Regions from separate parts of the Mus musculus genome. Here region 2 is linked to region 1. Evidence: chromatin contacts called from ENCODE Hi-C data. All regions are on one chromosome and are shown on one strand. Each heading gives the region's core, a stretch centred on a gene start or an enhancer-like site at or near the end of the contact. The rest is flanking DNA. Distances are from core to core; before and after follow the strand shown. Region 1 holds the start of Vmn2r40 (vomeronasal 2, receptor 40). Region 2 holds the start of Pmis2 (PMIS2 transmembrane protein).

Region 1 (4,899 bases), core at 1,910-4,409:
GGAAACAAACAAGATGTCCCTCAAAAGAGGGATAGATACAGAATATGCTGTACATTACATAGTGAAGTACTACAGAGCTACTAAAAACAATGGCTTCATGAAATTCGCAGGCAAATGGATGGAACTAGAAAATGTCATCCTGAATGAGGTAACAAAATCACAAAAGAATACACATGGTATATACTCACTGATAAGTGGGTATTAGGTAAAAAGATTGAAATGCCCATGATAGAACTTACAGACCATGCAAAACTCAAAAAGTAGGAAAACCAAGTGTGGATTCTTTAGTCCTATCTAGTAGTGGGAGCAAAATAATCACAGGAGGTACAGAGTGAAAAGGATTTGGGAGAAAGAGAGAAGGTGAGCAGAAAAAAGGGGCAGGATCAAGTGTGAGGGGAGATGGGGGAAATATATGAAGGGTCAATAAATTAAAGAGAGGTAGGTAGCAAGGGGAGATCGGAAACTGGGGGTAGCCAACAGAAAGTCCCTAATGCCAGGAAAGCAAAAGGCTCTCAAGACAAAACTGTGATGTCATTAGCTGAAATGCCCAACCAAGGGGAGAGATCAGTAGAGACCAAATCCAGAGGTTAGTAATGGCCACCAGTTGAGGGTTGGATCCACCCCCACCGCTTCTCAAAATTTAGCCCAGAATTTCTTCTGTCTAAAGGAAATGCAGTGAAAAGAGTAGAGCAGAAACTGAAGGAAAGGCCATCCAGAGACTCTCCGACCTGGAGATCCATTCCATATGCAGTCAACAATCCCAGTCACTATTGCTGATGTCAAGAAGTGCTTGCTTACAGGAAACTGTTATGGATGTCTCCTGAAAGACACAATGAGATCCTGACAGATACAGTTGCAAATGTTTGCAGGCAACCATTGGATGAGTACATGAACCCCAGTGGGGGAGTTGAAGAAATAACAAAGGAGCTGAAGGGGTTTGCAACCCCATAGGAAGAGCAATGATATCAACCAAATAGACACCGCAGAACTCACAGGAACTAAAACACCAACCAAAGAATACACATGGAGAGACCCATGGCTCCAGCTGCATATTTAACAGTGGTGGGCCTTATCCAGCATCAATGGGAGGGGAGGAACTAAGTTCTGTGAAGGCTTGATGCCATTCCTTAAGAAAAAGTTAGAGCAGTAAGGTGGCAGGATGGGTGGGCATACACCCTCGTAAAATCAGAAGGGAGAGAATTGTGATGTTGTAGTTTGAAGGGGAAACTTGGTATGAGGATAACATTTGAAATGCAAAGAATTAAAATAAACAATAATTATTAATAAAACATGCATAGAAATAAAATAAATGAATAGATCTAAAAGTAAAAATCTGAAAAAAGTGAAAAATTATTTGACTAAAAGGGCATAAAGGAATTGGGAAGGCATAAAGGAATAAAGGAAATATGAAGCTTATGTCAGAAAATTGAAAGAAAAATATCATTCTTGAGTTGCAAATTGAGCATGACAAGAATGTCTTGAAAGGAGAAGAAGGTGGATTGAACTGAGGAATGAGTCAGTGGCCAGATGGGTGACAGACATGGGCCATGGAGGTACAGATACCAGCAAAGTACATGCTACATTTGTGTCAATGTGCTACAATAAAACCCTCAATACTGTACGGTAATGTACAGGAAATCATAATTATTAAACAAAAATGATTTAATAAAATTGAACTACTGAAAATTTCATTTGCACACTTGAAAAACAAATTTCCTCTGTATTCTTATGAAAGACTGCTCCATTATCATTCCTCTAGATAAAAAGTCTCTGTACTCTGAATTTATCAGGGATTAAGCAGTCATACACAGGAAAACCAGTGACTTTTATATAATGCAGAAATATACAATGCAAAACACTAAACTTGTTTGTGTCACTCTGACTTAAAATGGAGCATATCATTCCCCATACTGATGAACTGCCTATATAACCTCTTCTTGTTTCCAGTCCAAATCCAATGGAACAGGTTTATGAGTGAACAATATTCAGTAAACTCTCAGATTGCCACTGTTGACTCTATACTGCAACCAAATATACATGGGTAGAGAATGTACAGGAAAGGTTTACACATTGAACCACAAAGTCCCATCACAGTCACTATTTTTTTTTAAATATTTAATAGATTTTTTTAGATGTACAGGAAAAGTTTACACATTGAACCACAGTGTCCCGTCACAGTCAGTATTTGTTTCTAAGATATTTAATAGATATTTGTAAATAAGATTCCTTAAAAGCCACTACCTCAATGTAAAATGACAAAAAACAATGTAGTAAAAAATATGTAATGTAGAATAGATGCATCAGCCTAGGATATTAAGTTGAAAAAAATTGAGAACGTGGAAGGGAGATAATGGTTTGGAACCCAAATATTAACGTGATTTTTTTTCATTACTAAATAATTTTTGGAAAGTGGAGTGACTTTATGTACTATTGGAAATAAAGAACAAAGCATGGCATATTTTCTGGGTCTTGTTGAGCCTTTAAATCTAAATCTTTACCATGTAAATTAACTGTGGATATGTGAAGAAATGTATGATTTCAGATAGAGCTTGATTACCTATACTTGGGATTTGATCTGTTTATATATTCTCAAGATAATGGAAGCACAGGTCTTGTTTAGATATTTCTGTCACTTAGTGACATAGTCCACACTCTACATGATCTGTGGATCTCAGTGACTGTAAACATGAGTCTGCCTCTGCATGACTTGGACTGTGTAATAAAGTGTCCTGTGAGTCCTCAGTAGCTCCAGTTTTGCTATTACTGGATGTCTCACTGTGAATAATGTGATACAATCCACTGACATCATTTCTGACTGTGTTCACATAATCAAATTGTTGAAACTTTCCAAGGACTAAATTTGAACACAGGGGCTTCCTTCCACAGATTCACAAACATGAATGATATCATGGAGACTGAGAATGATTCATACTCCTAAGTATTTACGTACATGTGTTTATTATATGGGCTGTGGACACCAGTTGCAGAGCCCCAGGGAAGAAAGTATTTAAGTTTCTTCCAGGGCTCAGGAGAAACCTAAAAATAAAATGAGTCATGAATATGCAATAAACCTCACCTTTGCACAAAGAAATAAAAACTGGTAGAAATCTGATGTGCTGATATGCATGGCACTTCACAATCAACAAGGCAGGAAAAAGATGTTCATTTTCATGAGAGTCTTCTTCCTCCTTAATATTACACTTCTCATGGCCAATTTCATTGGTCCCAGGTGCTTTTGGAGAATAAATTTGGATGAAATAATGGATGAATATTTGGGATTAAGTTGTGCTTTCATCCTGGCAGCAGTTCAGACACCCACTGAAAAAGATTATTTCAACAAGACTCTTAATTTTCTGTAAGTAAATTTGTATTTTAAAATGAAATGAGAACATCAATATTTCTTGAGTGCTCTGAGGATGAAGATTAGGCAAATTCTTGAGTCTTCTGTCCTGGTGCTAAGTCTGACCTCCGAGAAACAACCTTAATTCTTTTACAGATTTAATCCTATATTCTCCATTTAATTAATCCAGTTGAGGTTTTGGTTTTACTCCAGGTTTCTTCTAATTTAAAGGTTGGAAGCTATGGAATAAAGGATTATCTACATTGATCTTTAACATAAAGCCCACCTTTTGACACTTTATATTGCACTGTAGACAGAGATGACTTATTGAAATTGATCCTGTAATATTGCATTATGTTTTATCCAAAGTACATGTAAATAAATGGTCATAAATTCTGCTGACAGTCCTTCCATAAGTGTGCTGCTCCTAGAGCATATTCTGGTTCCAGTAATATTCATGGCACATATAGTTGTCAAAAACTTTACATACATACAAACTTATGTCTCAAAGTCATTGCATGTTGTCACTTATTGACTTCTAAAACTTCATCAGTTTTGGAAAGAGAAGATACTTACACTCAGAAATTCCTACTTCATATGAATGCCTGGATGGATATCTTTGTATGTATATGAGCAAGGAATATTTAGCTCATTTGGGGTCAAAACATTGAAGTGTTTTAAAAGATAAAATCCAAAAGCACTGTGGCTTCGTACTTCACACTATTTATGTACAGTCACTGACTTTTATGTTTTGCAAAGTTCAATTGGGCACTCTCTCTTTAGAGTAAACCATATTTGGAACATATGGAATCCAATGATATGATTACATTCTTTGAATAGGCAGGCTATCAATAACAGTGGTGACTGCTTATGTCCCTTGTCACTGGCATGGGTGACAATTGTATTGTGGGATAGTTGTAACGTTTGAGGACAGTGATACAGGAGCTTTCTATTAGTTTTTTGTCATTATTTAAGAAAAATGTCTTCTCCATTCATTTATGAGTTGGTTAATCCCTGACCCTTTTAAAATATCTAAATCTTGTGGGACTTATTTCAATAATTTTAGTAAATATTAGTGCATATTTTACCAACTTGGTAACAACACCAATTTTTGTGGATTGCTGATCATTGTTTTAAAACACAGCCTTTAGACAACTAGGCTACACTGATGTTTCCTAAATTTAAGTTATAGGTAGTAGTTTGAGCATTGCACAACGTCTACTCTCAAATTTATTTTGTATATTAGTATAATTTTAATTAAGATTTGTGTGTGTGTGTGTGTGTTTGTGTGTGTGTGTGTGTGTGTGTGTGTGGGTGGGTGGTAATAAATAATATTAAAATGACCTATTTTACAGGATATAGAATGAAAACACAATAGTTGTATAAGTTTTAGTGAAAGACTGTATTTACTGCATTCTAATCATTAAATATGTAGGTGTACATAGAGTGTTCATTGATAAAATTATATGAAATGACAAGGATAAAACAGGAGATATTATTCTTTTCATAAAAATAAACAAAAGCAATGGTATTATCCCATTCCCATTGTCTAGTGGTCC
Region 2 (4,220 bases), core at 1,701-4,200, about 22 Mb before region 1:
CCCATCTCAAAAATTAAAAATGCTTGTTTAAAGGACTACAGATGGAAGTGGGTGGGTTGGAGAGCAGGGGGAAGGGGATAGGGGATTTTTAGAGGGGGAACTAGGAAAGGGGATAACATTTGAAATGTAAAGAAAGAAAATATCTAATAAAAAAAGAAAAAATAAAGGGCTACAGATATAGCTCAGTGCTAGAGTGCTTGCCTGAAAAAGATGAGCCTCTGCATGCATGTGTGTACATGTGTGTACACGTGTGCCCTACTCAGCTGAACCCCAGTGGTATTATATGAGTGTCCACTGATGGTTATCACATGAATCGCTAATTACCACGTTGCTTGAAAAATATGATTCATTTTCCACCAGAGCACAACAATCTCCATAAGCTTACTTACCGACTTGCAGGTCTATGTGCCAGCTTTCCGGTCAGGATCTCCTATGGTTAAAATAAGGTGTTCCCTCTGCTAAATTCTCATTCAACATTCAGGCCGTCTTCCAAATGAATATGGTCATGGCTGATTTCAGAAGCCTGCTGTTCCTGATGGCTAGCTAAAGGTTTGTATCCCTTACTATGTAACTCCTTATAGCTTCAAGTCCTAAACAAGCAGCTTTCTTTTGCATCCAGTCCACAAGTCTCTTTGGTCAATAAGACCAAGGTCCTTTAAGAACTCACTTTATTATTTTAGCCTCACAACCATATTCTTTCCAACACAAGGTCAACTAACTGGTGATCCCCCCCCCCCCCAAAGACAGGGTTTCTCTATGTAGCCCTGGCTGTCCTGGAACTCACTCTGTAGACCAGACTGGCCTGGAACTCAGAAATCTGCCTGCCTCTGCCTCCCAAGTGCTGGGATTAAAGGTGTGCACCACCACCACCACCCGGCTCTGACTGGCAATCTCAATGGCATCTGCAGAGTTCCTTCATAGTTTCAGTAACTGACTGAATAACTAGCAAGAAGTATATTCGTGAGGTGCCGCAGACCCTCTTGGGCCCCTTGTCTGCGTTGAACGGGTCTCTGGGTGCAGATGGGCAAGGAGTCGGCGAATGACAGACAGATGCACACAGGAGATTGTGTAGAATCTGAATGTATTGTCACAAAGTGAGTACCAGTCTTATATAATACAGAAAATAAAGGGGGTAGAAAGTCACAGCAGGCAAAGTACATTGAAGTTGCCTGACACAAAACAAAGGAATGACTTCAAAAGGACTTACAGGAACCAGGTAAATGTTCACAGTAAAGATAAAGCAGTCCTGCCTAGGGTCAGCTTAGTGACAGGTAAAGATTTCACACCCTAGTCACAATTATTGCTACCTCTTTGAGCCTTGTGAAAGCTAGCACCAGGGGGTTCTGCTCTAGCAGACCTTCTCATGAACAATGCAATACCACAACCCCCCCCCCCCATTTCCTAGGCCCTGATAAATTCCTGTATGAGTGTAACTTTTAAGTATCTGTGGAGAATCTCCATTTGTCAGAAGAATTCACCAACTTACTTCTAATATGCATTGTAGCCTGCTATACCTGGCTGTAGTGAAGATCCCTGTCTCAGTGGGATTCCCTAACTTTTACATGGTAAACCCACGGATTAGCTAGGCCATTGTGTTTGGGTGAGACTGGCTACTGCCTCAAGTAAACACTCTGCAGACCAGCCCTGAGCTATTATGGCTAGGTTCTTTGTAATGCCTAATTAGTTTCACTGTCTCTACTAGAAGTAAATCTGAATGTTACTGAATAGGTAACCTCACTGGATTCCTACTGAATTCCCAGTTTGTCGGCTTTAAGGTCTTTCTGGGACATTGGAACACTGGCGAAGGCTTAGCTATGTCAGAATTCAATCTTTAAAGGCACTTATAATAAGACAATAGTAAAAGAGAGCACGTGGATCCATACACCACACTAACGCGGGGATAGGGTATGAATATACGGATTATGAGAACGCCAAAGTTCCAGGAGGTGAGTTTCCTTGAAACTCTTTGCCTCATGAGTGCTCCCAGGCTTCTCGGCCTGCCAAGCAAACTTCACTGGAGTGTGCGTAGCAGTGAGGCAGCAGGAACCTGGGGCAATCTGAAGAGTACACCCTGATGACTTCCTATGCCATTTGTATTTTTATAAACAGTTCTGGGGGACTAAAACCATTGAGCTATATCTACATTTAAGTGGCATTCCACTTTAAGGCAGTTCTTACATACATACATACATATATACATACATACATACATACAATTTTTCTTCCAGATATATAGGGAGTATGTCTGCAATCCTTATACTTCAGAAGGCAGAAAAGAGAGGGTCAAGAGATCAAACTCATTCTTGGCTGTCAAGTGAATTCCAGGCCAGCCTGGGCTATATGAAATCCTTTCTCAAATGCTGGGATTATAAGTGGCCACAGCTCACTCGGTTCTATCTATCTATCAATCTATCTATCTGTCTATCTATCTATCTATCTATCTATCTATCTATCTATCTATCTATCTATCTATCTACCACTTATCTTTCTTTCTACAGGTAAGATTTTGCTATTGAGACCTGGCAGGCATTATTTTGAGACAGGGCATCACTATGTAGTCCCAGAACTGGCTGTGTAGACCAAGTTGGCACTGCATTTACAGAGATTGGGAGATCTGCCTCAGTCTCTCAAGTGCTGTGATTAAAGATGGTCGCCACAATGCCTGGCTAAATCTAGCTTTCTCACAGGTTTATCTACCTACTCTTCTGAGGCCTTCCTTCTCCTATCCCTTGGTACTCGGCAGAAGAAAGAGGCAAGAGGCAGACTTTCCCACAATCAATCCCTGTGAGGGTACAAGAACAAAGTTGTCACAGCACCACACTTCCTTGGCACCAACTGTCTAAAAACAGCGCGACCACGCCCACCTCTTGAGAGTAGCCAATCAGGACTGGAGATGTCCTTACAGCCATTGTGAAGAATGTCCTTTGACTGCGCAGCTCTTAGGATTCTGGGTAGGGCCCGGGGAAGTTCGGTGGATCTGGGTCTCTATTTTCAAGACACCAGGATCTGTCATTGAGTGAAAAGATCATGGATACAGACGAACAAGGAGCCCCAGGTAGGAAGCCACTAGACCGTCCACAGACTCCAGATGAACTGAAATTTTACGCTCGGAATTATGTCATGCTGGCTCTCTTGGCGATGATTCTTTTCCTACCCTTTGGGATATTAGCCATATACTTCAGCATCCAGGTAAAAGTATCCCCGCCCCACCCCCCGCCCGCCTCCACTGCTCATCCTATCCTCTGCTTGCCACCTGCAACTGTTTGTGTCCTAGGTCTTGGGTCGGGCTCTTCCCACAGTGGCTATAGGGCTCCAACCCTCCTTCCAAGAGCTTCTTGTCTCAGAAACCCATACTCATGCTCCTACCCTTACAGACCAACGAAGCCAATAAATGCAGCAACTGGGAAGACGCCTACCGGAACTCATCTCGAACTATGTGGTTTAATATGTTGGCCATAGTAGCCTTTGTAGGCATCATTTATATACTTGTCCTAGTCCTATGAAAGCTACACATCAGCATCTACGGGCTCCTCCCCCAACAGACATGCTCACTTAGACTTTGACCAGCCATCAAGAAGAAACTCAGAGCTTCAGAAATGCCCTTGCCAAGAAACCCACCAACCAAAAAACTCAACATCCAAAAAACGGCCCCAGGCAGGCCACCTGACTACACTCCACCAGTTCATTCTCATTTGTCTTCCACGGCTGTCTAAAAGCATCTTGGAAGTCCACATCTCAAGTTCTAAATCTGCATAAGCCACTGAGCTGCTCTTTCATGAAAAAAAAAAAAATCACATTTCTGAGCCCAATAAAATTGAAGGGAATATCCCGGCTTTGCCTGTGTCTGGGTGTAGATGTTTCTCTGGATCAATAATAGTTTCACTGGAGCTATGTTGGCTTAGACCCTGTGAAAGTCAGACTGCAATAATGGTGCCAGGCTCTGTGGCACACATTTATAATCCCAGAATTTGGGAAGCAGAGACACTTACAAACACACACACATATTTTTTAAAATTGCACGTCTTTGATTTCCTGAACCTGTTTTTGTTGTAAAGTATACATAATAATTCATAATAAGATGGGAGTGTGTTTAGGAATCTGAATGTGTGTTTACTCTACATGACTTCCCTCTCAAGCTGAGGTGCTGGGCTTTTGGTGTCTCAGAGCAGGAAAAAAACAAAAAGCAAAAAACCAGAAACCTTGGCCACGTGTGCTGTCAC

What was found. A loop is a pair of places that touch in the nucleus more often than their neighbours do.
Region 2: a loop to region 1 is called in a map of T-helper 1 cell, with 31 times the contacts of the local background. The contact joins the promoter of Pmis2 here to the promoter of Vmn2r40 in region 1. A Hi-C loop is called at or near these places in 2 of 37 maps with a recorded cell type or tissue (T-helper 1 cell and regulatory T cell).

What each region holds. Positions count from the first base shown.
Region 1 is chr7:8,929,662-8,934,560 of GRCm38, reverse strand. It overlaps Vmn2r40 (vomeronasal 2, receptor 40), which reads left to right and starts at 3,159. Exons shown (of 6, transcript NM_001105072.1): 1 at 3,159-3,355. The coding sequence starts at 3,159.
Region 2 is chr7:30,670,335-30,674,554 of GRCm38, reverse strand. Pmis2 (PMIS2 transmembrane protein) reads left to right here and starts at 2,950. Exons shown (of 2, transcript NR_027849.1): 1 at 2,950-3,055; 2 at 3,375-3,833.